Linked DNA regions of Homo sapiens: region 1 is linked to region 2. A link is an interaction called in ENCODE POLR2A ChIA-PET data of the cell type or tissue named here. Cell type or tissue: Caco-2. All regions are shown on one strand. Each heading gives the region's core, and the rest is flanking DNA. Links, peaks and the distances in the headings are about the cores only. Region 1 overlaps TRA2A (transformer 2 alpha homolog). Region 2 holds the start of GPNMB (glycoprotein nmb).

Region 1 (15,560 bases), core at 2,431-7,430, 250 kb after region 2:
ATTAGAAAGTTGGATTAGACAATTTTAAGACATTACTCAACCTAGAGATAGCTACATTACTAAAAAGAAAAAAAAAGCAGAAAGATTGACTACGTCTTTTTAATTTTGTTTTGTTTGTTTTTGAGACAGTCTTGCTCTGTTGCCCATCCTGGAGTGCAGTGATGTGATCTCAGCTCACCTCAACCTCTGCCTCCTGGGTTCAAGCAGTTCTTCTGCCTCAGCCACCTTGAGTAGCTGGGATTACAGGGGCATACCACCACGCCTGGCTAATTTGTTTGTTGTAGAGATGGGTTTCACCATGTTGGCTAGGCTGGTCTCAAACTCCTGACCTCAGGTGTTTCACCTGCCTCGGCCTCCCAGAGTGCTGGGATTTCAGGCATAAACCACCTCACCCAACCCAATAAATAACTTTTAGCAATCTTCCCACACCTTAAAATTAACTCTAATTGCATTTTACTGTGGAAATTGTAGAGCATTTTCTAAATCTCTCTATAGACTAAAGGCCATAGAACGAAAATTGTTTCACTAAAGGCCGTAGAATGAAAATTGTTTCACTAAATAAAATTTTGGTTACGGCCAGGTGCGGTGGCTCACTCCTGTAATCCCAGCACTTTGGGAGTCCGAGGTGGACGGATCACAAGGTTAGGAGTTCAAGACCAGCCTGGCCAATATGGTGAAACCCTGTCTGTACTAAAAATACAACAGTTAGCCGGGCGTAGTGGTGGGCGCCTGTAGTCCCAGCTACTGGGGAGGCTGAGGCAGGAGAATCACTTGAACCTGGGAGGCAGAGATTGCAGTGAGCTGAGATCATGCCACTACACTCCAGCCTGGGTGACAGAGCAAGACTCCATCTCAAAAAATAATAAATAAATAAAAATAAAAATTTGGTTAGCACTTTGTTTTCTCATGACACACATCTGTCATCTAAAAGTACAGTAGGCTGGGTGCAGTGGCTCACACCTATAATCCTAACACTTTGGGAGGCCAAAACGGGAGGATGGCTTGAAACCAGGACCAGTCTGGGCGACATAGAAAGACCCTGTCACTACAAAAAATTGAACAATTAGCTGAGAGTGGTGGCAGCACCTGTAGTCCCAGCAACTCCGAAGGCTGAAGAAGGGGGATGGATTGAGCCCAGGAATTAGAGGCTGCAGTGTTTTGTTTTGTTTTTGTTTTGAGACAGGATCTTGCTCTGTCACCCAGGCTGGAGTGCAATGGCACCATCTCGGCTCACTGCAGCATCCAACTCCTGGGTTCAAGCAATTCTCCCACCTCAGCCTCCCGAGTAGCTGGAATTACAGAGGTGCACCACCATGCCCGGCTAACTTTTGTTATTTTTAGTAGAAACAGGGTTTCACCATGTTGGCCAGGCTGGTCTCAAACTCGTGACCTCAGGTGATCCACCCACCTCGGCCTCCCAGAGTGTTTGCATTACAGGTGTGAGCCACCATGCTCGGCCGAGGCTGCAGTGTTATGATCACACCACTGCATTCCAGCCTGGGCAACAGCGCGAGACCTTGTCTCCCAGTAAATAAATAAAAGTAGAGTAAGCCTTAGTTTACGGAGGGCTTAATTTAGTTAACTTTTACTTAAAATAGAATTTAACATTCTTTTTTTTACACCAATTCAGTCTGTCTTGAAAGTCAATTCATACAATTGACTTAAATATACTCGGTACTAAAGAAGTTCTAAGAATAACTTATATGGAAAGATTTCTGCTTTGTAGCTGTCAAAGTAGATTACAAATTAATGTATCCTTTATTGGACTTGTGCTACAGAAAAAAATGATGTAAACCCTGTGTACATTTAATCAAAACATTACAATATTACTCTCAAAGTGGTGGATTTTTTGTGTTCAAAGGAAGATTTTGTTTAAAAAAAGTCAATTTTATGTGTATTAACTAAACCTCAATAAATCTGATTTTAAAGAGACGCATAGCTGGGTCCGGGGGCTCATGCCTGTGATCTCAGCACTTTGGAAGGCCGAGGCAGATGCATCACTTGAGTCCAGGAGTTTGAAACCAGCCTGGGCAACATGGCGAAACCCTGACTCTACAAAAAATATACGAAAATGAGCTGGGCATGGTGGCACACGTCTATAGTCCCAGCTACTTGGGAGACTGAGGCAGGAGGATCAATTAAGCCTGAGAGGTGGAGGCTGCAGTGAGCAGAGATCCCACCACTGTACTCCAGCCTGGGCAGAGAAAGACACAGTCTCAAAAAAAGAAAAAAGGGAGGGGGATAGCCAGGCACAGTGGCTCACGCCTGTAATCCCAGGATTTTGGGAGGCCGAGGCCGGTGGATCACCTGAGGTCAGGAGTTCAAGACAAGCCTGGCCAACATGATGAAACCCTGTCTCTACAAAAATACAAAAATTAGCTGGGCGTGGTGGTGCGTGCCTATAATCCCAGCTACTCGGGAGGCTGAGGCAGGAGAATTGCTTGAACCCAAGAGGCGGAGGTTGCGGTGAACCAAGATTGCACCACTGCACTCCAGCCTGGGCAACAGAGCAAGACTCTTCTCAAAAAAAAAATGGGAGGGGGATAGAAGAATGGCTAACAAATGATTGTATAATTCCCTACGATTGAAAATGAAATTATCTTTCAAATCATGTTTTAAAAAGAGTTTTAAAAATGGCTGGGTGTGGTGGCTCACGCCTATAATCCCAGCACTTTGGGAGGCTGAGGCTGAAGGATCACCTAAGTTCAGGAGTTCGAGACCAGCCTGGCCAACATGGTGAAACCCCATCTCTACTAAAAATACAAAAATTAGCCGGACGTGGTGGCATGTGCCTGTAATTCCAGCTACTCAGGAGGCTGAGGTGGGAGAATCACTTGAACCTGGAAGGCAGACGTTGCAGTGAGCCGAGATTACACCACTGTACTCCAGCCTGGGCAACAGAGCGAGACTCTGTCTCAAAAAAAGAATTTAAAAAGAAAAACCCCAGATCATGGCTTGTATTTAGTTATCATGTCTTTTCAGTCTCCTTTAATCTGCAATATTCCTGTCTTTAACTTTTATAATATTGAAATTTTTTAAGCTCCCAAGTCAGTTATTTTAGACTGCTTCTCTTTTGGGGGGTATCTGATTTTTTCTGATTATAGCAGTGATTATACTTATTTTTTGTGAAATATCACCAATGTCTTTAGTGCATCAGGAAGCACATGATATCCATTATTCCCATTACTGATGATATTAACTTTAATCACATGGTTTGATATGCCAGGTTTCTCCAGTGTAAAATTACAAAGTTTTTTTGTTTGGTTTTTGTTTTTGTTTTTGTTTTGGAGATGGAGTCTGGCTCTGTCACCCAGGCTGGAGTGCAGTGGCGTGATCTTGGCTTACTGCAACCCATCTCCCAGGTTCAAACAATTCTCCTGCCTCAGCCTCCCGAGTAGCTGGGACTACAGGGGCATGCTGCCATGCCTGGCTAATTTTTAAAAATATTTTTAGTAGAGGCAGGGTTTCATTGTGTTGCCCAGGCTGGTTTCGAACTCCTGAACTCAGGCAATCTGCCTGCCTCAGCCTCCCAAAGTGCTAGGATTACAGGCGTAAGCCACCACGCCTGGCCCAAAGTTTTTTCTTATTTGTAATAGCTTGTGAAGATATATTTTCAGATTATATAAATTCCTTGTTATTCCTTTTTTTTTTTTTTTTTTTTTTTTTGAGACGGAGTCTCACTCTTGCCCAGGTTGTAGTGCAGTGGCACGATCTTGGCTCACTGCAACCTCCGCCTCCCAGGTTCAAGCGATTCTCCTGCCTCAGCCTCCCAAGTAGCTGGGACTATAGGTGTGTGCCACCACACCCGGCTAATTTTTTATTTTTAGTAGAGACGGGGTTTCACCATGTTGGCTAGGCTGGTCTTGAACTCCTCACCTCAGGTGATCCACTGGCCTTGGCCTCCCAAAGTGCTGGGATTACAGGTGTGAGCCACCACGCCTGGCCTATTCCTGAAATTTTTATGTACTAGTTTTAGTACCAATCAGAGTCTTGCCTTATCAACTATTATTATCATGGTTGCCAAATAACATATAGTTTTTTTACATTTATATATTAACCCACCTATAATTTGTATTGTTGTAATATTGTATGAAGCAAGAGTCTAAATCTATTTTCTTCCAAATAGCCATATACCATTCTTTACTGATCTGTCATTTTCCCATAAAAATAAAATGCTACCTTTATCATTTAAGTATGTATGTTTTCTTTCCTTTTTTGAGACAAGGTCTCATTCTGTCAGCTAGGCTGGAGTACAGTGGCACAACCATGGCTCACTGCAGCCTGGATCTCCCAGGCTCAACTTACACCTCATCCTCCTAAGTAGCTAAGACTACAGGTATGCACCACCAAACCCAGGTAATTTTTTATTTTTTGTAGAGATGGGGATCTCAGTATGTTGTCCAGGCTAGTCTTGAACTCCTGGGCTCACGTGATCCTCTTGCGTTAGCCTCCCAAAGTGCTGGGATTACAGGCATGAGCCACCACGCCCAGCCCATGTAAGTTTTCATAGGTACTTGGATCTAGTCTGGACTCTATTCCTGATTGTTTATTCATTTCTAAGTACATTCTTCCATGTGACCTTTGGTACTATTTCATTGAACTCCCCGCCCCCAGCCCCAAATCTTGTAGGGACTACTATAAACTGTTTAATAAGAACTTTCCCCTTCTGTGTGGGAATTTGGCCTTTCATTAAATTTCTAGTTGTTTCTCTGGCACCCTGATAAGGCTAGTATGTCAACTGTGTTACAACATTGCTTGTGGTAAAAATGATTTGACTGGTAAATTGCGTCTTCACTGGGAGAAACTAAAGTATCCAATGGAGACCCTACATCTTAAGTGCAATGACATAAGAGGCATATGTCTCAGGAAGCTTAGAAGCTATGCCTGTGGGTAACAGGTCATAAAACTTTTAAAACCAGGTGTCTTGTGCACTTGCGTGATGTGGATCTCACATCTCAGACCTAAGTTGTATTGCTGCGTGAACTGCTACAAGGATCCCTGTGGAATGCCTGGCACTGCCCTACTTGCTGCATCCTATCCTGTATTTTTCTAAGTGAATATGCCAAATGTGGACTAACGGTTTTCTAAGTCTGAATGTTTAACTTAAGACACCCTGCTGAACATAGCATTCTCACTCTAACTCCGTGAAGTGCACAATAATATACATTTGAAGGTAAGGATTGAAATATTTATAGTACTAGGTTTTCCCATACAGTAATATGAATTCAGGATACATACATAAAAGACAACAAATGTTTTTCATTTTCTTCATTTGAGCTTTGCACTTTAATAACAAATTTAGTAATTTGTTATTAAAAAATAGTATAAACTCTAAATTACCTTAAGAACAACCAAAGCATACAAATCGTACTTTAAAATGTTAAATTTTGGCCAGGCACGGTGGCTCATGCCTGTAATCCCAGCACTTTGGGAGGCCGAGGCGGGCAGATCACGAGGTCAGGAGATCGAGACCACCCTGGCTAACACGGTGAAACCTCGTCTCTACTAAAAATACAAAAAAATTAGCTGGGCTTGGTGGCGGGTGCCTGTAGTCCCAGCTACTTGGGAGGCTGAGGCAGAAGAATGGCATGAACCTGGAAGGCAGAGCTTGCAGTGAGCCAAGATCACGCCACTGCACTCCAGCCGGGGCGACTGAGTGAGACTCCGTCTCCAAAAACAAAAACAAACACAAAAAACAAAAACAAAAAAAGTTTTATTAAAAGTTTGATTACAAATATATGTGTATGCCTTTACAAAGGTTTGAAACTTTGCCTACATTCATTGTTGAAGGAAATGCTACATTTCAGCTGGAAGTTTGTGAAAATAATGTATCAATAGCTTTGTTAGTATTTGAAAATAAATCCAGCTGGGCATGGTGGCTCACATCTGTAATCCCAGCAATTTGGGAAGCTGAGGTGGGTGGATCACGAGGTCAAGAGATCGAGACCATCCTGGCCAATTGGTGAAACCCCATCTCTACTAAAAATACGAAAAAAGTAGCTGGGAGTGGTAGCGCGCGCCTGTAGTCCCGAGCTACTCGGAAGGCTGAGGCAGGAGAATCGCTTGAACCCGGAAGGCAGAGGTTGCAATGAGCTGAGATTGCGCCACTGCACTCCAGCCTGGGCCTGGCGACAGAGTGAGACTCCATCTCAAAAAAAGAATATAAATCCATATCCCTTTTAAGTTTTTAAAAAAGAACATTTTCCATTGTGACTTTTTTTTTCTTTTTCTTTTTTTTTTTTTTTTGGGACAGAGTTTCACTCTTGTTACCCAGGCTGGAGTGCAATGGCGTGATCTCAGCTCACTGCAACCTCCACCTCCCGGGTTCAAGCAATTCTCCTGCCTCAGCCTCCCGAGTAGCTGGGATTACAGGCATCAGCCACCATGCCCAGCTAATTCTGTATTTTTAGTAGAGACGGGGTTTCTCCATGTTGGTCAGGCTGGTCTTGAACTCCAGAGCCCGGGCGATCTGCCTGCCTCGGCCTCCCAAAGTGCTGGGATTACAGGCGTGAGCCACCACGCCCAGCCTATTGTGACATGTTTGCACTTGATATTCTTGTGAATGTCAAATAGAATGGTTAACTTATCTGACATTATCAGGGATCCCAGTGTTCCATATCAATGAATTTTCTTTTTTTATTTGGAGACAGAGTCTTGCTGTGTTGCCTAGGCTGGAGTGCAGTGGCATGATCTCGGCTTACTGCAACTTCCGCCTCCCAGGTTCAAGCCATTCTCCTGCCTCAGCCTCCCAAGTAGTTGGGACCACAGGCGCATGCTACCACACCCGGCTAATTTTTTGTATTTTTAGTAGAGACGGGGTTTCATCGTGTTAGCCAGAATGGTCTCGATTTCCTGACCTCGTGATCCGCCTGCCTTGGCCTCTCAAAGAGTTGGGATTACAGGCGTGAGCCACCGCACCCCACCATAAATGAATTTTTAAGGCAACTTAAGCACCAACACTTTAATGATAATTAAACTGCCATTTTTCTTCCCTCATTACACAGATTACTAAAAGTGATTTTTAACCTTTGTTAGGGTTGTCACGATTATTTTCAGCCTAGATCCCTTCTGTCACACTGCCCTTACACTTTAGCTCTTTAAATTACTCCTCTATCCTCATTCATCTATGCAAATATTTACTGGACATCTACTCCATGCCAGGCACCATTCTGTGCAGCAGTCACAAAGCAAGGAAGTTACCTCATTGGTTACTTAATCATTTTACAACTTTCAAATTGCAGAGTACACCAGGAACAGTTATGTAGCAACAAACTACATATATGTGGATTTTTTTTTTTGATATACATACTTGAAACTATACCCATTAAACACTAACTCCCCATTTCCTCTCTCTGTATATACTTTGAATTTTTCCTAATGATTGCAGCCATACTCCGTAACAGTCTAAAACTAGTACCTCAATTACCCATGTATCCATTCTCTCACCTCTGACGGGTGAATAGGATAGTCATTTTAAAATAATTTTGTGTTGTAAATAATTGAGTATATAAGCTTATTTTCCTTTGTATAACTCCATCTTTTTTTTTTTTTTTGAGACAGAGCCTGGCTCCATCACCCAGGCTGGAGTGTAGTGGCACCATCTTGGCTCACTGCAACCTCCACCTCCTGGGTTCAAGCAATTCTCCTGTCTCAGCCTCCCAAGTAGCTGGGACTACAGGCGCCTGCCACCATGCCTGGCTAATTTTTGTATTTTTAGTAGAGACGGGATTTCACCTTGTTGGTCAGGTTGGTCTCGAACTCCTGACCCCAGGTCCACCAGCCTCGGCCTCCCAAAGTGCTGGGATTACAGACATGAGCCACTGCGCCTGGTAACTCCCATCTTTTTTTAAAAAATAAAAAAAGGCCTCCCCCACATTTATTTATTTATTTCAGATAGAGTCTTGCTCTATTGCCCAGGCTAGAATGCAGTGGCATGATCTCAGCTCACTGCAACCTCTGCCTCCTGAGTTCAGGTGATTCTCCTGCCTCAGCCTCCTGAGTAGTTGGGATCACAGGCATCCCCAACCATGACCAGCTAATTTTTGTATTTTTAGTAGAGACGGGGTCTCGCCATGTTGGCCAGGCTGGTCTTGAACTCCTGACCTCAGGTGATCTGCCAACCTTGACATCCCAAAGCGCTGGGATTACAGGCATGAGCCACTGTGCCCAGCCTTGTTTTCTATATTCATTACTCCTATGGATGTTACACTTCTTTTTTTTTTTTTCCAATTATTGAGCAGCTTCCCTAGCCAGAGTATGCTCAAAGACTCCTCCCCTGATCTTTTAATGTCAATAAGTATCTGAATTGTTTCATAGAATAAAAATATGCACTAGTTTTGACCATTTGATTCATTTAATTTTAACTTAATTGGGAGGGAAAAAGAAAATTCATACTAAAAACCCAAAGCATTAAGTGTGACATCAGGGATAGGAATACATTAAAATGCTGGGCTTTTAATTGCCACAGCAAAGCAATATGTATTTGTGTGTAATAGTTCAAGTTGCTGTGCAATTCAAACTGTTCTCGGTGGCTCATGCCTGTAATCCCAGCACTTTGGGGGGCCAAGGTGGGTGGATCACCTGAGGTCAGAAGTTCGAGACCAGTCTGGCCAACATGGTGAAACCCCATCTCTACTAAAAACACAAAAATTAGCTGGGTGTGGTGGCACATGCCTGTGATTCCAGCTACGGGAGGCTGAGGCAGGAGAATCACTTGAACCCGGGAGATGAAAGTCGCAGTGAGCCAAGATCGTGCCACTGCACTCCAGCCTGGGCAACCCATAGCGCAAGACTCCGTCTCAAAAAAGAAAAAAAAAGTTCTAACATTGATAAGCAATGACAGCCTAAACAAGCAAGGGCCAGGCTTGGTGGCACACAGATCTACTCTTGAGGGCAAAGCAATAGGGTTGCTTGAGTGCAGGAGTCCTATGATCATGTGAGTAGACACTGAACTCCAGCATAGGCAACATAGTGCCCAGCATAAAACTGTTTTATTGGTTTTATGAATGTTCATCTTACCTCCTCTCTCCACAGATTACCACTCCACAGGGTAACTACTATGAGGAGATTGGTGTATATTCTTTTTTTTTTTGAGACGGAGTCCCCGTCTGTTGTGCAGGCTGAAGTGCAGTGGTGCCATCTTGGCTCACCGCAACCTCCGCCTCCTGGGTTCAAGTGATTCTCCTGCCTCACCCTTCTGAGTAGCTGGGATTACAGGTGCCCACCACCATGCCTAATTTTTTTTTTTTTTTTTTTTTTTTTAGTAGGGATGGGGTTTCACCATGTTGGTCAGGCTGGTCTCAAAATCCTGACCTCAGGTGGATCCACCTGCCTTCGGCCTCCCAAAAGTGCTGAGATTACAGGCGTGAGCCACCACGCCCAGGCTGGTGTATATTCTTTTTTTTTTTTTTCTTGAGACTGAGTCTTGCTCTGTCACCCAGGCTGGAGTGCAGTGGCGTGATCTCGGCTCACTGCAAGCTCCGCCTCCCGGGTTCATGCCATTCTCCTGCCTCAGCCTCCCGAGTAGCTGGGACTACAGGCACCCGCCACCACGCCCAGCTAATTTTTTGTATTTTTTAGTAGAGACGGGGTTTCACCATGTTAGCCAGGATGGTCTCGATCTTCTGACCTCGTGATCCACCTGCCTCAGCCTCCCAAAGTGCTGGGATTATAGGCGTGAGCCCGGCCCCTGGTGTATATTCTTATAGATCTTATTCTATGCACAAGATTATAATTTAAAAGCCAAATACTCTGCTGGACGTGGTGGCTCACACCTGTAATCCCAACACTTTTCGAGGCTGAGGGAGGTCAATTTGTTTGAGCCCAGGAGTTTGAGACCAGCCAGGGCAACATGGCAAAGCCTCTTCTCTACAAAAAAGTACAAAAATTAGCCAGGCATGAAGGCGTGCGCCTGTAGTCCCAGCTACTTGAGAGGCTGAAGTGGGAGAATTGCTTGAGTCTGGCAGTCGAGGCTGCAGTGAGCTGTGATCCCACCACTGCACTCCAGCCTGGGTGACAGAGTGAGACCCTGTCTCAACACAAAAACACCAGAACGTTTCACACAAGTGTTTCTGGGAAGACAGACTGCAGGTTTTTCAGATTTTTTTTTTAGGGCTCCAGGACCTAAATAAGATTAAGTGGGAACCACCGTTGTAAGAAGTTAGAGAACCAACAGCAGCAGTTTTTCTTACCCGCCAGTTGAAAACACTTATATCTTTGAGATGGAGTTTTGCTCTTGTTGCCCAGGCTGGAGTGCAATGGCATCATCTCAGCTCATTGCAACCTATGCTTCCCAGGCTTAAGAGATTCTCCTGCCTCAGCCTCCCAAGTAGCTGGAATTAAAGGTGTCCACCACCATGCCCAGCTAATTTTTTTTGTATTTTTATTAGAGATGGGGTTTCACCATGTTGGCAAGGCTGGTCTTGAACTCCTGACCTCAGGTGATCCACTCACCTCAGCCTCCCAGAGTGCTGGGATTACAGGTGTGAGCCACAGTGCCCGGCCACATTTAGATCTTAATAGTAAACAGAAAAAGTGGAGGTCCAGAAATATCTAAGCTTTTATTTCTATTTTGAGTAGTTATGCTCAAAATAACTTTCTGTCTCAGCATCCCTAGTTGTGACTACAGGTGCACACTACTGAGCTCAGCTCCCTAGTCACAAAATATACTTAAAAAGGACAGGACTTTCAAACAGTAAATTTTTTTTTTTTTTTTGAGATGGAGTCTTGCTTTGTTGCCCAGGCTGGAGTACAGTGGTGCTCTCTGCAACCTCTGCCTCCCAGGTTCAAGTGATTCTCCTGCCTCAGCCTCCTGAGTAGGTGGGACTACTGGAACCCACCACCATGCCTGGCTAATTATTTTGTATTTTTAGTAGAGACGGGGTTTCACCGTGTTAGCCAGGATGGTCTCAATCTCCTGACCTCGTGATCCGCCCGCCTCAGCCTCCCAAAGTGCTGGGATTACAGGTGTGAGAGCCACTACGCCCAGCTGCCCAACACCTTTTTTTAAAGGTCACTTGAAACACCCTCTTCTTCTTTTACATTACAGTTATTTAAGTGTGTTTCCTACTGGAATATATTTAGACTTCTTAAGATATTATCTACCTATAGGCCGGTCGCAGTGGCTCACGCCTGTAATCCCAGCAATTTGGGAGGCTGAGGCGGGCATATCACGAGGTCAGGAGATCGAGACCATCCTGGCTAACATGGTGAAAACCCTCTACTAAAAATACAAAAAATTACCCGGGCGTGGTGGTGGGTGCCTGTAGTCCCAGCTACTTGGGAGGCTGAGGCAGGAGAATGGCGTCAACCAGAGAGGTGGAGCTTGCAGTGAACTGAGATCACGCCACTGCACTCCAGCCTGGGCAACAGAGCGAGACTCTGTCTCCAAAAAAAAAAAAAAAAAAAAAAAGTAGGCCGGGTGCAGTGGCTCACGTCTGTAATCCCAGCACTCTGGGAGGCCAAGGCATGTGGATCACAAGGTCAGGAGATCGAGACCATCCTGGCTAACACCGTGAAACCCCGTCTCTACTAAATACACAAAAAATTAGCCGGGCGTGGTGGTGGGCGCCTGTAGTCCCAGCTACTCGGGAAGCTGAGGCAGGAGAATGGCGTGAACCCGGGAGGCGGAGCTTGCAGTGAGCCGAGATCGCGCCACTGCACTCCAGCCTGGGTGACAGAGCAAGACTCCGTCTCAAAAAAAAAAAGGTATTAGCTACCTATCTTTCCTTCAGCATGGTGCTGGTACTGAATATTCTCAATATTTACAATTCGGTCTCCCCCAAAAGAGAAGAAAAACAAGGGTTTTAAAAGAACCAAAGAAAAGACAAGGAATAACATTCTAGTGTAAGAAAAAATATTTTTAAAAATGAGAAATATTGGGAAGTTAAAACTCAGGATGGGTAAACTTTCATATAAATACACACTGGGGGGATGTGAGGGAAAAGGAAGGACCAGTTCCTCAATCATATTTCTCCATGGTACCACAATAAAGAGACAATCCCATTTTCAAAGAAATTAGCTTTTATTTGAGACTACTTTTCCCCACATGTATCTTTTAAGAATTCTATGCTATGTGATAACCTGCTTATCCACTGTCCCAATACCAAAATTTCTAACAGCGAATTATACAACTGCTCTAGGTAATAAATAAGGGTTGTCCTTCACTGATTAAGGGAATAAACTTCAATAAACTTAACAACAACAAAAAAAATCACACTTTAGTTTTTAAGTTTTAACAGATGTATTTCAAATACAGCATGTTTTACAGGAGTTCACAAGCTTTTCATCTCTAAAAAAAAACTTTCAACTACCTGACTGTTCCATTCCACCCCAGACAAACCTGACATGACTGAACTACTTCATGTGTTACTTTCCCAAAAATAAAGTTAAAAAAAAAAAGGAACTCATGATAAATGCAGATCTCTAATACAGTATCTAACACAAAAGAAGCTTTAAAAAGACAGTTTCTTTCCTTATTTGATTAGCTAGAAGTTTATCTAGGTAAAAGCAAAAAAAAAAATTTACAAAGCATAACATAACATTGGGGTTCTTTTTATACTCAAGATGTTTAACTGTTCAAAATGACAACAATTACATCTTTTAAGAGTATAATAAAATGGGTGGAAAACAGCAACACAACTGACAAAAGTGTAGATGCTAAATAAACCAAAGTTTTTTTCTTAAGGAGTAGGAAGAATCCACAGCTTGGGGAAATCTCAGAATTAAAAAAAAAAAAAAAAAAAAGAGGAAAAAAAATGTCCTTAATTGCAACCATTCCGTTATCAATAGCGTCCTAAAAGAGAAAAAGCAAAAAAAAAAAAAAAAAAAAAAAGTTAACAATTATAGTTTAATTTGCCTCATATTTTTCCAACTATTAACTGCCACCTTCCACCTTATACTCTAATATTCTAAAGTAAGCCATTAATTAGAAATGAGGTTTTTTATGCTACAAAAGTAAAGTTCACATACTTGGGCTGTAGGAACGAGATCTTGATCGTGATCTATATCGACTATAATAAGGAGAAGGTGATCGTCTTCTGTAAGAAATGAAAGATTACTTAGCATACTATATAATCACTCCACTGAGGCAGATGAAAATAAAAATTCCTCATCATTCAAAATAATAATGTACCTAAGGTGATAACTACTTAATATTAAGTTCTCTTTCTGCCAATGAGACCAGAAAAGTATATAGCACAACAAAATACTGACATATACAGACTGCTAACTTCTGCTCCCAAAGGCGTCATATATGATCTATTTTAAAAATCAAGTTTTTATTCATATGTATCCAACATAAAAGTGCCAAGTAACACTACTATCATCTAATTTAGAACAGAAAGCTCAAGTTAAAACATTACCTGTATCGGTAATCATAGTCTTCATATCTGTCATACCCACGATCATATCCTCTATCATAGTAAGAATCTCGACGTCTGCCACCACCTCCACCTCCACCGCCGCCGCCTCCTCCACCACCCCCACCACTACTGCAGAAAAATGTAAAAATTCTCCATTAGTGTGAATGACTATTTTCCAGGACACTTTAATACAAATTGAATGGCTTAAAAAAGAGAAAAGTGAGGAAGAACATCCCTTTCATGAGAAATTGCCTCCGTATCTCATTTTACTGACTCCCATGGTATTCTGGTTTGCCTTATTCCCTACATACATAATCAAGAAGGGCTTCACAAAACTCTCAAAACTATTAACTGCTTTTCTACTAATGCACTGCCCAAATTAAAATCTTTTCAACAAATTGAAACGATGAAGCACTGTGTTGAGCAGCAGTATAAAAATGCTAAGATGCATTCCTACTGCTAAATGAGACTGGTAAATAAATAAATAAATGAATAAAAGGTGTATCCCTGTGACTAAAAGGCAATAAACACCAAGAATTTTTAAGTAACTCTGGACACCAAAGAGAATACCAAGGAATGACTATATTCCTTCTTTTATTCCCAAGAAATACCTCTGTGAATACTGCCTTTGGTTGTATATTTTATTTTTATTTTTTGAGACGGAGTCTTGCTCTGTCGCCCAGGCTGGAGTGCAGTGGTGCGATCTCGGCTCACTGCAAGCCCTGCCTCCGGGGTTCATGCCATTCTCCTGCCTCAGCCTCCTGAGTAGCTGGGACTACAGGTGCCTGCCACCATGCCCAGCCAATTTTTTGTATTTTTAGTAGAGACGGGGTTTCACCGTGGTCCCGATCTCGTGATCTCGTGATCCACCCGCCTCGGCCTCCCAAAGTGCTGGGATTACAGGTGTAAGCCACTGCGCCCGGCAAATGAACATCGTGAGCCAGCCAGGAGGGTTGTATATTTAAAAACATTATCAAAACCCCTACTTATGTTTTTTTTCTTTTTTGAGAAAGAGTCTCACTCTGTTGCCCAGGCTCACTGCAACCTCTGCCTCCCAAGTTCAAGTGATTCCTGTGCCTCAGCTCCCGAGCAGCTGGGATTACAGGCATGTGCCACCACACCTGGCTGATTTTTTATTTTTTTTTAGTAGAAGCAGGGTTTTGCCATGTTGCCCCTTGCCAGAATCAATTCTAATTATAGGAAAAAAGTTTCTGAGTAATCAAAATTTTGCACATATTTCTGGTGGATTTCATAGTTTAGCTTAGGAAACTTGAACTCTTACTGAGTTGGTCTGCCCATGTAGATGCCTGGTGTTGGTGTGTGCGCTCTCTTGGTTATAGAATAATCCACCCGAATTCTTCTACCATCCAGCTCCATTCCATTTGCCCTTTCCATAGCCTATAAAGAACAGGCACAAAAAGTCACGTATAATTCACCAGTCTTGAAGTAATCATTACTTAAAATTAAGCACAAAGTATATGTAATCCAAATAAACTCCTGATTTTGAAAATGACAGCAATGTAGCTTGTACAGGGCATTGTATAGACAATTCTAGACCTCAACAATGTCCAGAACACATTTAAATTTACTCAGCAGAAAGAGTAGTTAATAAACTTTCCCAAATAATTTTCCAGTTCTGGTTCAATTCCCATTCCCCACTCCATGAGATCAACAAAGAGTAGTTAACAAACTTTCCTAAATAATTTTCCAGTTCTGGTTCAATTCCCATTCCCCACTCCATGAGATCAACAGGGGAGCGGAGACTGAAGTCTTTTCAAGCTAAATTTTTTGTAGGTTGCCCAGGTAGACTGCCATTTCATACTTTCTAGTCTCCAGCGATTTCACTTACAAAGACTGACTTCAGAACATTAAAAAGGGTTTGCTAAGCTTTATACATGTTCTTTTTATAACCTGCCCCCAATCTTATTCTTTAGTTTGCAGTCTAGTACACTGATTAAGACTCAGTGAGCAGCCAAGAAGAAATGATATAAACAGACAAGAACAAATTTATCGTAATGCCTTTCAACCTTTTATTGAGACTGAACTAATAAAAGTATAATAAACTAATAAAAACTACACAATTTTTATGTATCCACAAATATTTCTCCGTAAGAGTGTCCCATAAACTAAAGGTCATTAAAAAAAAAAAAAAAAAAAAAAGGAGGTCTCACTCCATTGCCCAGGCTGGCAGTGGATCAT
Region 2 (15,560 bases), core at 6,172-11,171:
AAAAAAATGTTTGTAGCCAGCACTCCAAGAAGAAAACCCCTTTGCCTGCATCCAGTATCAAATTCCTCCAGGTGAAAAAACAGGCTAAAAACACAGTAGCCATTGTCATTGCAAAGGTGACTGAAAAGGATGCACTAACCTTTGTGATGTTTTTTGTTTTTTTTTTTTGAGACAGAGTCTCACTTTGTCACCCAGGCTGGAGTGCAGTGGCTCTATTGCAGCTTACTGCAGCCATGACCTCTGGGCTCCATTGATTCTCCCACCTCAGCCTCCCGAGTAGCTGGGACTATAGGCATCCACTACTATGCCTGGCTAATTTTCTTTCTTTTTTTTTTTTTTTGTAGAGATGGGGGTCTCACTATGTTACCCAGGCTGGTCTTGAACTCCTGAACTTAAGCGATCCTCCCGCCTCCACCTCTCAAAGTGCTGGAATTACAGGGATGAGCCACTGCACCTGGCCTGTGATTCGCTTTCTTTTCTTTTTCCAAAAAGCCAGGGAAACACATTTTGGTGGGAGAGTAATTTGAAAGCTTAGTAAACCTGGAAACAAGGGATTTTGATTACCCATTCATGTAGAGAATACCCAGACAGGAGAGTCCGAAGAACTATACACAAAGCAGAAGTCTCTGAGTCATTGGCTAATGCTTAAATCTGAAATCCATGACTCTGATTATGACATGTAAAAACGCCCACATTGGGACAGGGCAGTCACATGAGCTGTCTCTCTTTTTGAACTGATTCCTCTACCTGTAGTTTGTTCTTGCCTTTCTGTTCTGCCAAATATCAAAGCTTTGTTTCAACAAGTCTGTAACCTGTGAGAGGTACTTTCCATCACTGCTTCCATCACATGCTTTCTTTAAAAATAGAATTTGTTGAGCTGGTGCAATGGTGTGCACCTGAAATCCCAGCGACTTGAGAGGCTGAAGAGGGGGAATTGCTTGAGCCCAGGAGTTCGAGTCCAGCCTGGGCAACATAGTGAGACCTCATCTCTAAAAATAAAAATTAAAAAAAATTGTTTTTACCATGTCGTCTGCTGTATAACTGTGCTAGACAGAATAATGGTCCCCGAAGACTTCCACATCCTAACCCCCAGGACCTGTAAATGTGTTATATGGCAAGGAGCAGATGAAGGTTGCTAATCCGCTGGACTTAAGGCAAGGAGATGATTTCAGATTATCTAGGTGGGCTCAGTATAATCACAAGGGTCCTTGTGAGTGGGAGAGGGAGACGTGGGAATCAGTGCCAGAGGGCTGCCAGAGACAGAGGGGCCAATGAGACAGGAAATGTGGGCAGCCCCTAGAAGCTGGAAAGGCAAGGAAATCAATTCTGCCCTAGAGCCGCCCTGCCAACACTGTGATGTTAGTTCAGTGAGGCCATTTCACACTTCGGCTTCCAGAAATGTAAGATCATAAATTTGTGTTGTTTTCAGACTCCAAGTTTCTGACCATGTGTTGGGAGAAAAGGATCTTAACTAATTTTTATGATCTTGCTTACAAACACCAGTTTAAATTGAGCAATTCCTAAAATTAAAGATGTTAATTCCTTTTTTTCTTTCCCTGAAAAACTAAGGAAAAACATTTTGGTAGGAGAGTAATTTCAAAGCTTAGTAAATCTGGAGACAGTTCAAATACCAGTTTAAACTGAGCAGTTCCTAAAATTAAAGATGTGAATTCCTTGGCAGCCTGCCGGGATTCCTGGGTGTGCCTGCTGCCTGCCATTTCGAAGGTCTCCTTTGGGGTGGCTGCCTCAGTCCTCACAGCTCAAGCATCGCTCCTCAAGTCGGGACTGTGGCCACCAGGAGGAGTGTCAGAAGCCAAGAGAAGGCAATTTGGGGCATTTCTCAAAAGTTGACTATTCTGGTCGGGCGCGGTGGCTCACGCCTGTAATCCCAGCACTTTGGGAGGCCGAGACGGGCGGATCACGAGGTCAGGAGATCGAGACCATTCTGGCTAACACGGTGAAACCCCGTCGCTACTAAAAATACAAAAAATTAGCCGGGCGAGGTGGTGGTCGCCTGTAGCCCCAGCTACGCGGGAGGCTGAGGCAGGAGAATGGCGTGAACCCTGGGGGGCGGAGCCTGCAGTGAGCCGAGATCGCGCCACTGCACTCCAGCCTGGGCGACAGCGAGACTCCGCCTCAAAAAAAAAAAAAAAAAAAAAAAAAAAAGTTGACTATTCTTTGCTTTCCTCCACATCATTTCCGAACAGAGTAATTGTATCTGTAATTCCAGATAATTGAGATGTTTCCCTTTTCATTTCTCAATTGCCTTAAGGCGAGTTGATTAGCAACCTTCATCCCCCCAGCCATATAATATATTTACCAGACCTGGCAATTAGGATCTGAACGGAACAATTTTTCTTTCTTTTCTTTTTTCTTTTCTTTTCTTTTCTTGTCTTTTCTTTCTTTCTTTCTTTCTTTCTTTCTTTCTTTCTTTCTTTCTTTCTTTCTCTTTCTTTCTTTCCTTTCTTTCTCTTTCTTTCCTTCCTTCTTTCTTTCTTTTCTTTCTTTTTCTTTCTTTCTTTCTTAAGAGATGAAGTCTCACTACATTGCCCAGGCTGGACTCAAACTCCTGGGCTTAAGCAATCTTCCCGCTTCAGCCTCTGAAGTCACTGGGACTTCAGGTACACATCAGTACACCAGCTCAAAAAATTATTTCAACAAAATATTTCAAACTTTCTTTACAGTATAATTTTATCTTTCCAAAACAAACAAACAGGCTTGAGAATATTCTTTACCCAAAATGGCCCTGTCTCTGAGTCCTACATAGAGTTAACTACTTTATATATTATCAACCATTGATTATCAAGAAACAGATTATCCAACTTGTAGTTCTTTGGAATGAAGATCTTTCTCTTGTTCTCTTATTCACCTCTGTCCAGCTGCCTACATTTTGACTCTTGTCCTATCAGTGCCTCTTCTCTTTGATGGTGCAGGGAAGGAAAAAAGACATAAAAGTTGATTTGATCATTGTGTCTCCCTAAACAAAACGAAGGTTTTGTTACAGAAGAATTTAACACTTCCAATTTATTTAGAGACGGGGTGGCTAATCTGGCTAGAAATATGAGCCAGAACTGTGTCTGCAACAAAGGACAAAAATATCTTTAAAAATGTTAATAGTAGCTTTTCCTTAAATTGAAAAGGTGTTTTTTTTTAATTGTAAAAGTTATGTGTTTGTCATAAAAAGCAAATAGTGCTGTAGGCAGCTGAGGTGGGAAGATCACTTGAGGCCAGGAGTTCAAGACCAGCCTGGGCAGCATAGTGAGATTTTTGTCTCTACAAAAAATAAAAAGCAAATAAAAAATTAGCCGAGTGTGGTGGTGTGTGCCTGTAGTCCTACCTACTTGGAAGGCTGAGGTGGGAGGATCACTTGAGCCTAGGAGTTCAAGGCTGCAATGAGCTATAATCATGCCACTGCACTCCGGCCTGGGCAACAGAGTGAGAGCCTGTCTCTAAAAAAAAAAAAAAAAAAAGTTTTTAAGTAATTTAAAAAGCAAATAACTATATACATTATTCGCTTTACATTACATGAAACTAATAAGTATTTCCATTATTCCTTTATTCATCAATATTTGAAAATTGTTTCAGTCATGAATAATGTGTTCCTTTCGTTGTTTTCCCCTTCATATTTGCTGCAAAGGCTGTAAAAGGCACTCTACAGAGTTGTTTGCCGCCTTAGGGATGGAAGTCAGCCACTCCTGCTGTATGGATTTTAGTTTCATAGGCTATTTCCATTCCTCCTTGACACACTGAACCATAAATCAATACCCCAAGTTTTACCCTCACCTGCAACCAAGGTTTCTACTGCACTGAAAATGGCCATGTGAATGTGAGTTTGAGAAAGGTCACATATGGTAAAGTTTTCATGTTGCCACATTTTCTGCATACTCTGTAACCAGGAATGATTTGACTGTATAAATTTATCTTACAGACACACTTGTTTGTACATTTAATGCCTGCTTTCTATAATATGAAAAAATACACAGAACGTTTTATGCAATTGGCTCTGAGTAATGCAACACATAAATGCTTTGAGAGCAGTTACCAAAAATTATGCAGGTTATTACAAAAGTTATATGGAATTGCACAGATATTCTAAATGTGCTTTTGAGTAAATTTCTCAGCTACCAGAGGCCTGGGCAGCTGTTTCCAGCACATCCTGGCACAACATTCATGTTATCATCCACTTATGTATTCCACAATTTCAAATGATTGATAAGACACCTCCCCCATCTTTGCTTCCTCTTGGAGGAAAAAAATATACAAGCAATCACGAGCACAGGAGCAGGTGGACAACTACATCTTAGGAAAGGGTGCGTAACTGTGAACTCTAAACGTGAGCTGGGTGCCTGATGCAGTATAGGAACCACAGTAAGTCGATAATCAGTGAGGCTGGAGGATTGAAATTTTATTTGGTAAAGAATATTGAGCCAGGCGCGGTGGCTCATGCCTGTAATCCCAGCACTTTGGGAAGCCGAGGCGGGCAGATCACAAGGTCAGGAGATCGAGACCAGCCTGGCCAACATAGTGAAACCTGCCTCTACTAAAAATACAAAAAATTAGCCGGGCATGGTGGCGGGCACCTGTAATTCCAGCTACTCAGGAGGCTGAGGCAGGAGAATGGCTTGAACCTGGGAGGTGGAAGTTGCAGTGAGCTGAGATCGTGCCATTGCACTCCAGCCTGGGAGACAGTGTGAGACTCCATCTCAAAAAAAAAAAATGAATATTGAAATAGAGTCTATAGGAAAAAAACTCCTTGAATCTAGTAAATGTGGAATCACAAAATTGAAATAATGTGCATCTGAAAAGTGAATAAATAGATGCCAAGAAGGAGTGAGTCATAAGCACATGAGTTGTAAGAGGTTGAACTTGAGAGACCAGATCAGGCAGTGCCGCTTAATACCATCACATGATCCTCCCCGAGGCCCTGTATTTAATTAAAATAGAGAGGGAGGCACCACAGATGCCAGAAGAACACTGTTGCTCTTGGTGGACGGGCCCAGAGGAATTCAGAGTTAAACCTTGAGTGCCTGCGTCCGTGAGAATTCAGCATGGAATGTCTCTACTATTTCCTGGGATTTCTGCTCCTGGCTGCAAGATTGCCACTTGATGCCGCCAAACGTGAGTAACCCTTAATTTCTATGTTTAACCCATTCTCTGGCCATTGGCTGAAATGATGGCTAATAATATCCTCTGAACTAGAGGTTGGACTGAAGTTCTTCAGGAAGCTTTCATCTCTGGCTCACTCATCTCTTCTTCTGCAAACTGTTGGGAAGGCTGAAACTACAGCAAAATGCCTCCAGCTCCATTCTTTGCTTTCGGCTCATGGAAAGTAAAAACTATGCTGCCCTTCTCTTGTGAAGCTTCTTTTCCATTGCAATTGCAACCCATTCTTGCCAGACAGTGGTTGGGGGAGGGTTGGACAGCCTCCGGCCACAGAACAAAGCAACTCCACCAACTAAACTATGTCCAGCTTCCATCCAAAAGGGTGGAGACCTCACATGAAATGGGGTCTCCAATCTGGAGGCAAATTTACGAATCTCCCCAGCCCTGAAGCTATTGCTCCTCCTGCGGGGCTTCCTCACAGACCTGCAGGAGCTTGCTGGGAGAGGAGCTGAAGCCCAGGCTCTCTACCCTGGTCAGGCAGGAGAGGCCAGGGCATTTTTAACAATACTGATACCCACGCAATGAAACCGGAATCTTTGGGAGTGGGGTCAGAGGATCCTTGTTTTAAAAGTTCCTCTTGGGATCTGCCTATGCAGCCAGGGTCCAGACCACTGAAGCAGTGTGCAGATTCGCGAGAGGAAGAGAGCTGAGCCGCTGTAACCCTGGGCCTGGGATTGCGGGGACGGGACGGGTGGGAAGCGGCCAAAGGCGCAGCGGCTTCTGGTCAGAGCCGCAGAGGCCTGAGACGTGGGCCGCGCCCCGGCCCAGGAGACCCCGCGGCCGCGCCCTAACCCTCAGTCTCCCGACTGCGACTGCGACCCGGGAAAACGCCTACGTTTTTGGAAAGGAAGTCCCATCACAGGGAGCTGACCCGGTGTCAGCGCGCAGCACGTTCCCGGCCCGCAGTGCGCCGCGCGTCCTCCTAGCAGCCCGCGGAGCCCGGCACTGTGATGGTCCCGCTTCCCACACGAGGCCACGGGCCACAGAGTGGGCAAGGAACTCGCCCCAAGCCACACAGCGGGTAAGTTGAGGAGGCAGCCTTCCATCCCGACCTCTGTCCTTCCTGCCCGGGTTTGGGGTTGGACAGGCTCGGGCTCCCCGCCAGCCTAGGGGCTGGGTCTCCAGTGGCTTTGCTCCATTTCCTCATTTCCTTCAAAACGAGGAGTTTTCGTTTCCTCATTTGCAAAACTGGGTAATTGTGTTCTTGTGAGATCAGCTGCTTGGCGTGAGAGACGTGCATGGTGGGGATTGTTCCTACGGAGGCAGACCTGCACCCACCCTCAGGATACCTCCCAGGACAGGCTACTTTAAAGACGAAGGAACACAGAATAGACCCGATGGGGGACACCTGCTATTATTCCACCCTCTTTCACCAGTCCACTTCGCTCTGCTCAATAAAACAGATTAGCAGGAGGCCGAATCAGCGCTGTCAGCTCGAGAGGAGTCCTCAGCCTCTTGGGCAGTGTAACAAAACCCAGCCATTCACCAGGTTCACCTTGCTCTGGACTAAATATTCTGCCCAGAAAAAAATAAGGGCAGGCAGAATGTAGCAGTGTATCAAGCACTAAAGATTTCCTACCATTTTCCATTCGTAGCCCTGAAGGAAGGAGAAAGTGTGGACAAGGTAGGTGGAGGCAGCCCAGCCACCACCTCTCTGCTGGTGGACACAGCAAGGATGCCAAAGTGTGGAGGCAGAGTCGGCTGCAGCACTGGGTGCGACCTCAAATTTACCTTCACATTGATTGCCCCCAAAACCCACCCCCACAGGCTTTTATTTTTCTTTTAAAATCTGCTTACTATTGGGTTTTTTTTTTTTTAATCAATTTTTTTAGAGACAGGGTCTTACTCTCACCCAGGCTGGAGTGCAGTGGTGTGATCACAGCTCACTGCAGCCTCCAACTCCTGGGCTAAAGGTGATCTTCCACCTCAGCCTCCTGAGTAGCTGGGACCACAGGCACGTGCCACCACACCCAGATAATTTTTGTATTTTTTGTAGAAATGGGATCTTACTACATTGCCCAGGCTGGCCTCAAACTTCTGGGCTCAGTCCTCCCTTGGCCTCCCAGAATGCTAGGACTACAGGCATGAGCCACCTTATCCGGATGGGTTTATTTTATTTTTTAAATTTTTGTAGAGACAGGGTTTTGCCATGTTGCCCAGGCTGGTCTGGAACTCCTGGGCTCAGGCAATCGCCCACCCTCAGCCTTCCAAAGTGTTGGGATTACAGGCATGAGCCATTGCATCCGGCCTTTATTTTTAAATTCAACTTTTTATTGTGAGGTATTTATAGATTCACATACTGTTGTAAGAAATAATACAGAGAGATCCCCATGCACCCTTTACCTGGTTTGCCCCAGTGGTATCATCATGCAAAACAGGACATCACAGCCCAGATATTGACATTGATACAGTGAAAACACAGCAGAGCTCCATCACCAAAGTATTCTCATGGCTATAGATGTATAGCCAAATCTACTTCCCTCTTTCCAAACCTCACCCAGTCCCTGGCAACCACTAATCTGGTTTCCATTTTTATCATTTTGTAATTTCCAAAATTCTATACAAATGGAATTATCCAGTATGTAACCTTTTGAGATTTGCTTTTTTTAAAACCCAACATAATTTCCTGGAACTTTATTGATTTATTGAAGTAACTGCATCAATAGTTTGTTCCTCTTTGTCACAGAGTAGTATTCCATGGTATGGATGTACCACAGTTTGCTTAACCATTCACCCATTAAAGGACATCTGGGTTATTTCAATTTGGGCTATTATGAATAAAGCTGCTATAAATATTCATGTGCAGATCTCTGTGAGAATATCAGTTTTGTTTCTCTGGGATGCATGCCAAAGGGTACAATTTCTTGGTTGTATGATAGTTGCATGTTTAGTTTTGCAAGAAACTAACAGAGTGGCTGTACCATTTTACATTTCCACTAGTAATGTGTGAGCAATCCAGTTTCTCTACATCCTTGCAAGCATTTGATGTTGTCACTGCTTTTTAGTTAGGTCTTACTGATAGGGATATAGTGATATTTCACTACTGGCTAATGATGTTGAATATCTTCTTGTGTGTTTATTTGCCATGAGATGAATGAAATGGTGAAATATCATTTCATTAATTTTTACCAATTTTTCTAATTGAATCCCGTGGTTTTCTTATAGTGAGTTTTGAAAATTCTTTATATATTCTAAATACTAGTCCTTTATTGGAAGTGTAGTTTACAAATAATTTCTCCCAGTCTGTAGCTTGCCTTTTCATCCTCTTTCATGTCATGTTTCAGAGAGCAAAGGTTTTTTATTTTAATGAGTTCCAATTTCCTGTTACGGGTTGTGTTCATGTCAAGTCTAAGAATTCTTGCCTAGTCCTAGATCCTGAAGATTTCACCTATGCTTTTTGCTTTTTTACAGCACCATATGTTGAAAAGGCTATCTTCCCTCCATTGGCTTGTTTTTGCATCTTTGTCCAAAATCAAGCCAGGCACTGTAGTGCTTGCCCGTGGTCCTAGCTAATCGGAAGGCTGGGGCAGGTAGATCACTTGAGCCCAGGAGTTTGAGTCCAGCCTGAGCAACATAGTGGGACCCCCATCTCTTCAAAAAAAAAAAAATTAGTAGAGCATGCTTGTGTGGGTCTATTTCTGGATTCTCTCTTCTATTCCATTGACCTATGTGCCTATCCCTTGTAACTCTCCTTTTAAGTTTATACTTTTCCTGGGCTTCTGACATTTAAAATCGGAAGAGAAATCTGCGTTTTGATTATGTTCCTGGAAACAATAACTTTCTTTCAAGATCTGAGGAAGAGGAAGACTCTCTGGAACAGTGGAAAGAACTTGTCCTTGTCCTGGGAATCAAAAGATGTGAATCTTGATTTCTACTAAAGATGACCCTAGGTGAATCATATCATTTCCCTAGGCCTGAATTTCTTCATATATAAAATGAAGGGATTTGAACTAAATAATCTTAGTTCTTTTCATATGACTCAAGTGAATTTCCAATTACAAATACTTATTGATAAACACAAATGTCCTCCCCTCACTTAATGTCTATTTCCAAATAGGAGCAATCTCATAGAATCACAGGACATTTGGCTTTTGTCAGATGTGAAGGCCCAGAGAAGACACATGGCCTGAGGTCACACATCCTGTTTAATAACAGAACCAAGGCTAGAAAACATGTTCCATGACTCCGACTTTGCTGCTCTTTCCCATTCTCTCTGCCTCCTGGAGAAGAAGGGAACGTGTTGCTCCCTTCTCCTACCAGAGAAGAGGAATAGAAGGAATAGGTCAGAGACATGCATCCAATATGGCTTCTCTGAGCACCCACTCAATACCACACCTCATGGAGGATCTCTCCCAGGATTTAAGAGAAGAACAAGACAGAGTTTCTCTCCTCCAAGAGTCTATAGCCAGGCCAAGACATAGAACCACAGAAATTAATGGGAGAACAATTTAAGACCATTGGCTGAGGAATACAGATAATTGAGCTTTGGGCTGTAACAAAATAGGTTAAGACATTTATTATCTTAGTCAGTCCCGAGGTAAGCAAGACTAGAGCAACAGCCCAACAGTTTCATTGAAGGCTCCATTTCTTTTCATCTTTCCACTCTGACACCCTTAATGTGTTAGCTGTTTCCTCAGATTTGTGTCCTCATAGTTAAATATGGCTGCCATAGCTCTGGGCATCACATCATTACACTACCATCTCCAAAATCAATTCTGAGGAGGAAAAAATTGAGTTTGTTCTCACATATCTCTTGTTATAAAGGAGGAAAACCTTTCTCAGAAGTTCCCAGAAGACTGCTTCTCAGCTCTCACTGGCCAGGATCAAATCATCTATCTGCTCCTGCCCAAATTGTAAGGAAAACTAGGAAGTGATACTCTGGAATTTTGAACTGTTAGAGTAGAAACTCTGCCAGCAAGGGGAAAATAGGAGGAGGCGTGCAGGCGGGAAACAGCTTCTTGGAGGCAACCAACCAGTCTGCTACAATTCTCAAAAGAAAGAGACCATGTGACCACCAGACTGGTCAGGCAAGGCAAAATTGCAGACACTAACTCAAGATTAGAAAGATTTTTAAAAGAACTGTAATATTACAAACCTAGAGCAACCACTCAGAACAAAGTAAGTGAAAGAGGTATCACTAACAAGCTAGTTGTAGAGATAAAATGGAATCCAAATGTAACTCCAAAGAGTACAGGAAAAGAAGGAAAAAAGAACAAGTGGAACAAATAGAAAACAAATAACAAGGTAGTACACTTAAAATTTCATCATATTGATCATTACATTAAATGTGAATTATCTAAACCCTGCAACTAAAAGGCAGAGATTGCCAGACTGGATTTTTAAACATCCAATTATATGCTTTCTATGAGAAACTCACTTCAAATATAAAAATGCAGACAGGTTTAAAATGTAAGGATGAGTAGAAACATACATCAATCTGAACATTTTTTAAAGTAAAAGAATGGAAAAAGATATACCAGTTAAACACTAAGCATTCATATCAAAGTATTCTTTAGAACAAGGGATATTACCAGGGATAAAGAGCATCAATTCTTATTGAGAAAAGGGTCAGTTCATCAAGAAGCTGTAACAATTCTAAATGTATAGTATGCACCTGACAACAAAGCTTCAAAATACATACAGCAAAAACTGGAAGAAGAAACAGGCAATTGGAAAAACCACAATATAGTTGGAGATTTCAAGATTTTTCTCTCAGTAACTCAAATAACAAGTAGAAAATCAGTAGGAACACAGAAAATTCAAAAAAACACTATCAACTAGCTTGACATAAATGACATTTAAAAAGAAAACACTCTACCCAACAAATGTAGACTACACAAAGTATATGGAACATTCACCAAGACAGACCATTAAAAAGCTGTTTATCAGTAAACTTCCTGGTACTAGTACGTGTCGCTTGGAATCTTGAAGGCATTCCTGAGCCTGGCATTCCTTTAGCCAAGTGAGTAGTTCAGAATGGGAAAAAAAAATGCAAAAATCTGAAGATTATTGGCATCAGTGTTTTCCTAATAATATTGTATCAAATTTAAATATTCAGAGGATGTGTATTGAGAAGCCAAGTGATGGCTAAAAAATATTGACTTTCAAAATTTTTCTTTGATTCATTTAAAGTTCATAAAGACATAGGGTCTGAATGCTTGTAATCAAGGTATTTCCAGGAGACTTCCTTTAAAAAACAAAGCACCCTCTGTTTACTTGATGCACTGAATATATTATGTATGTGCTTTTCAACAGTAAGAAATAAAAAGTTTCTTTAACCACTGTGAGGTGATTACTAAATGAAGAATGGAATTTGTTTCGAATATTGATACAGGATTTCATGATGTGCTGGGCAATGAAAGACCTTCTGCTTACATGAGGGAGCACAATCAATTAAATGGCTGGTCTTCTGATGAAAATGACTGGAATGAAAAACTCTACCCAGTGTGGAAGCGGGGAGACATGAGGTGGAAAAACTCCTGGAAGGGTAAGTCAAAAGATTCAAACCAAACACCTGCAATTTCCTACTTCAGTAAGTCTTGTAGATGGTAAAGCCTTTTAGATCACACGGCTCACGTCATTTCCACGAATGACAGTGCTCTCATTACCAAGTGGGGAGGCACCTGGACTTGGCAATATTTTCTTTAGCCCAACACTATCACTTCCTAAACCACAAGTAATCTCCTTAGAAATTTCCACATTGGTAGCTCTTGGAATACTTTTGAAGGGTGAGCAGATTTAGCTTTAAACCTATTTAGCCAACCTGGGAATGATCATCTTCAGAAACCCAGTCACCCCAAAGCCATTTTTACTGTCTCAAAGGTGTGGCTTATCAGAAACGGAAAATCTTTCTTTTTAGATAAAAGAATGCATCCTTCAGCCATTGGTTTCGAGATTTAAAAATGCAGACTTCTAAAACTTGTCTCCTTAACCCAACAGAGCTGATTTGTTTTATTATCATAGGTAAATGTTCTTGCTGTGATTAGAGAATTCTTAACTGGTCTGATTTATTTTTTAATTTATCTTCTAGAGTGTTGTACTCTGAAAGCTAAAGTGAGGAATACAAAATATAAATTTAATATATTATAAAGAGGCATATGGGTCCTCTGGTCCTTATTAATAAAGTTAGCTCTAAATGTTTATGAACGAAAGGAAAAAGATGCTGGATCATCGAGCCCCACTTTTTTATACCCTAGGAGGCCGTGTGCAGGCGGTCCTGACCAGTGACTCACCAGCCCTCGTGGGCTCAAATATAACATTTGCGGTGAACCTGATATTCCCTAGATGCCAAAAGGAAGATGCCAATGGCAACATAGTCTATGAGAAGAACTGCAGAAATGGTAAGAACACAGTATTCTCCTAAACTACTGGAGACCCAGTTTCTAAACCTTAATGATCACAGGTGCTTCTGTAAGTGCCAGATGCTGATCTCATCCCTTGCCACTGCACTCCATGAGCTGGATGACAGAGACAGTGAGTGTGTGGTCCTACCCAGTGCCTTCATCAACATCAACGTCAGCCAGACCTACTGCAGCAAACCAGTGGCTCTCCCTTGCTTGGAGCCCTCTTCAAAAGCCACATCACCACCTCCTGCTTTTCCTTAGTGTCCAGTTGACTGGACAGAGAATACCTTGCTGAGTCTCAGATTTTGCTTTTATTACTTGGAACTCTTTTGGCTACTCAAAGAATAGCCAATTTGACAGATGTTTGCTGATCAGTCTAATTTAGGCTGACAAGGATTTCTCAAGCAAATGCTGTGTAGCTGGCGCAAATGCTAAAATGTGTATATTTTGGTTTTGCTTTGCTCTTAGTGAAAGAAATAAGCTCTCTATCTATGTTAAAGAGGACCAAAGGTGCAAATACATCAAGGGAAATTATCTTGTCAGAATGGTACATGCTCAAAAAACGGAGTTAATGGCCGGATACCATGGCTCATGCCTGTAATCCCAGCACTTTGAGAGGCCGAGGCAGGTGTATCACCTGAGGTCAGGAGTTCAAGACCATTCTGGCCAACATGGTGAAACCCCATCTCTACTAAAAATATAAAAATTAGCCAGGCGTGGTGAGATGGAGTCTTGCCTTGTCACCCAGGCTGGAGTGCAATGGCGCGATCTTGGTTCACTGCAGTCTTTGCCTCCCGGGTTCAAATGATTCTCCTGCCTCAGCCTCCCAAGTAGCTGGGATTACAGGCACCCACCACCATGCTCAGCTAATTTTTGTATTTTTAGTACAGACGGGGTTTCCCCATGTTGGCCAGGTTGGTCTCAAACATTTGACCTCGTGGTCCGCCCGCCTCGGTCTCCCAAAGCGCCGGGATTACAGGCGTGAGCCACCGCGCCCAGTCAGCATTTGTCTTTCTATGCCTAGCTTATTGCACTTAACATCATGGCCTCCAGTTCCATCCATGTTGCTGCAAACGATGGGATTTAATTCTTTTTATGACTGAGTAATATTCCATCACATTTTCTTTATCCATTTATCTATTGATGGATACTTAATTTGGTTCCATATCCTGACTATTGTGAATACTGCTGCAACACAGGAATACATACATCTCTTTGATGGATTGATTTCCTTTCTTTTGTATATATTCCCAGCAGTGAGATTGCTGGCTCATATGGTAGCTCTATTTTTAGTTTTTTGAGGAACCTCCATACTGTTTTCCATAGTGGTTGTACTAATTTACATTCCCACCAACAGTGATATACTGTTGGTGATTTGTATGACTTTTTTGAGAAATTGTCTATTCAGATCTTTCAGCCATTTTTGATTAATTTTTTTATTGATACATGATAATCATACACATTTCTGGGCTATGCGTGTTATTTTGATACATGCATACAATTTATGGTGATCAAATCAGGGTGATTGGGATATCCACCTCAAATATTTATCATTTCTTTGTGCTGAGAACATTCCAAATCTTTCTCTTTTTTTTTTCTTTTCTTTTTTGAGACAGAGTTTCACTTTGTCACCCAGGCTGGAGTGCAGTGGCACAATCTTGGCTCACTGCAACCTCCACCTCCCAGGTTCAAGCAATTCTCCTGCCTCGGCGTCCCAAGTAGCTGGGATTATAGGCGCATGCAGCATGACTGGCTAATTTTTGTATTTTTAGTAGAAACGGGGTTTCACCATGTTGGCCAGGCTGGTCTCGAACTCCTGACCTCAAGCGATCCGCCCATCTCGGCCTCCCAAAGTGCTGGGATTACAGGTGTGAGCCACTGCACCCAGCCTAAATCTTTCTTCTAGCTGTTTTGAAATATACAACAAATTGTTGTTAACTATAGTCACCTAGATTCAACAATTTTAGCACTTTGTCATAACTGCTTCTTTCCATATATCTATAATCATATGTAGATATAAGGATAGCTATATATATCTATCTACATCTAGAGACAGAAAGAGGGATTTTAAAAATCATTTAAAGCATCAAAAATAGCCAAATATACAAACCTTGATTGGGGTGATAATGGTGTCAGGGCTATTTAGGACAATGCTCTTATTCTTAGACATGTGTGCCGGAGTCTTTATGAATAAACAGTCATGATGTCAAGTGTGTCAGGAAAAAAACCTACAGAAAGAGGTGTGTCAAAATAAAAAGATAAAGTATCTCTGATTTGAATAGGATTGTGACTTGAAAACCCGATAGGAAGAAAAATACATTAAATGATATCTCTACATTGGATTTTTCTGAATAATTGCTTTGTATAAAACCTTCATTGAAATATAACAAATTCAGAAAAGTGCACAAGTCATAAGCATACTATTGGATGGATTCTACATATTAAGTGTTTAGTTGTCTAACTACTTTTAAACTAGTTATGAAAAAAATACGAAAAAGTGTTTAATTCAGTGATGCATGCACATTGGGTTTTCTGAGCCTAGATAACACTCATGGCTGGTTTCTATCTCTGTTTAGAGGCTGGTTTATCTGCTGATCCGTATGTTTACAACTGGACAGCATGGTCAGAGGACAGTGACGGGGAAAATGGCACCGGCCAAAGCCATCATAACGTCTTCCCTGATGGGAAACCTTTTCCTCACCACCCCGGATGGAGAAGATGGAATTTCATCTACGTCTTCCACACACTTGGTTGGCTTTTACAAACCCCTAAGCTTCTTCTTTACCTTTCCTTAAAATTTCAACCTTCTCTTTTCTTACTCTATAATTGAGAATGATAACACAGAGAGTTAATAACAGTCACCCTGCTAACTTTCCTTAGCATGAGTGAACAGTGAGAGATAAAAATGAAATCTTGGTTAACCTTGCCAAATCTCCAGGACACCGAAGAGTTAAAAAGAGAGAAAAACAAAAAGATTAAGCTCTTTTTCAAAAAAACAAAACCACTTAATTTTTTTCTACCTAAAACCATAACAAGAAAAAATGCTAACACTTA

Evidence for each region. Peaks named below come from ENCODE experiments on the same cell type or tissue, not always from the same donor. Only the 100,000 strongest peaks of a DNase experiment are listed, where the experiment ranks them.
Region 1: POLR2A ChIA-PET joins it to region 2 with 6 read pairs; 3 of 35 experiments call an interaction of 5 or more read pairs at or near these places.

Annotation. Positions count from the first base shown.
Region 1 is chr7:23,492,777-23,508,336 of GRCh38, forward strand. It overlaps TRA2A (transformer 2 alpha homolog), which reads right to left. Exons shown (of 8, transcript NM_013293.5): 5 at 14,644-14,759; 6 at 13,362-13,490; 7 at 12,970-13,037; 8 at 12,004-12,793. The coding sequence ends at 12,783. Among named protein-coding and RNA genes, the nearest start is that of IGF2BP3, 30 kb to the left of the region's middle. In Caco-2, for the core only: no CTCF peak of the experiment used is centred there; a DNase peak (open chromatin) is centred at 4,535.
Region 2 is chr7:23,241,810-23,257,369 of GRCh38, forward strand. GPNMB (glycoprotein nmb) reads left to right here and starts at 4,966. Exons shown (of 11, transcript NM_002510.3): 1 at 4,966-5,118; 2 at 11,498-11,650; 3 at 12,360-12,503; 4 at 15,083-15,256. The coding sequence starts at 5,049. RefSeq lists an enhancer at 6,418-6,537. In Caco-2, for the core only: no CTCF peak of the experiment used is centred there; no DNase peak of the experiment used is centred there.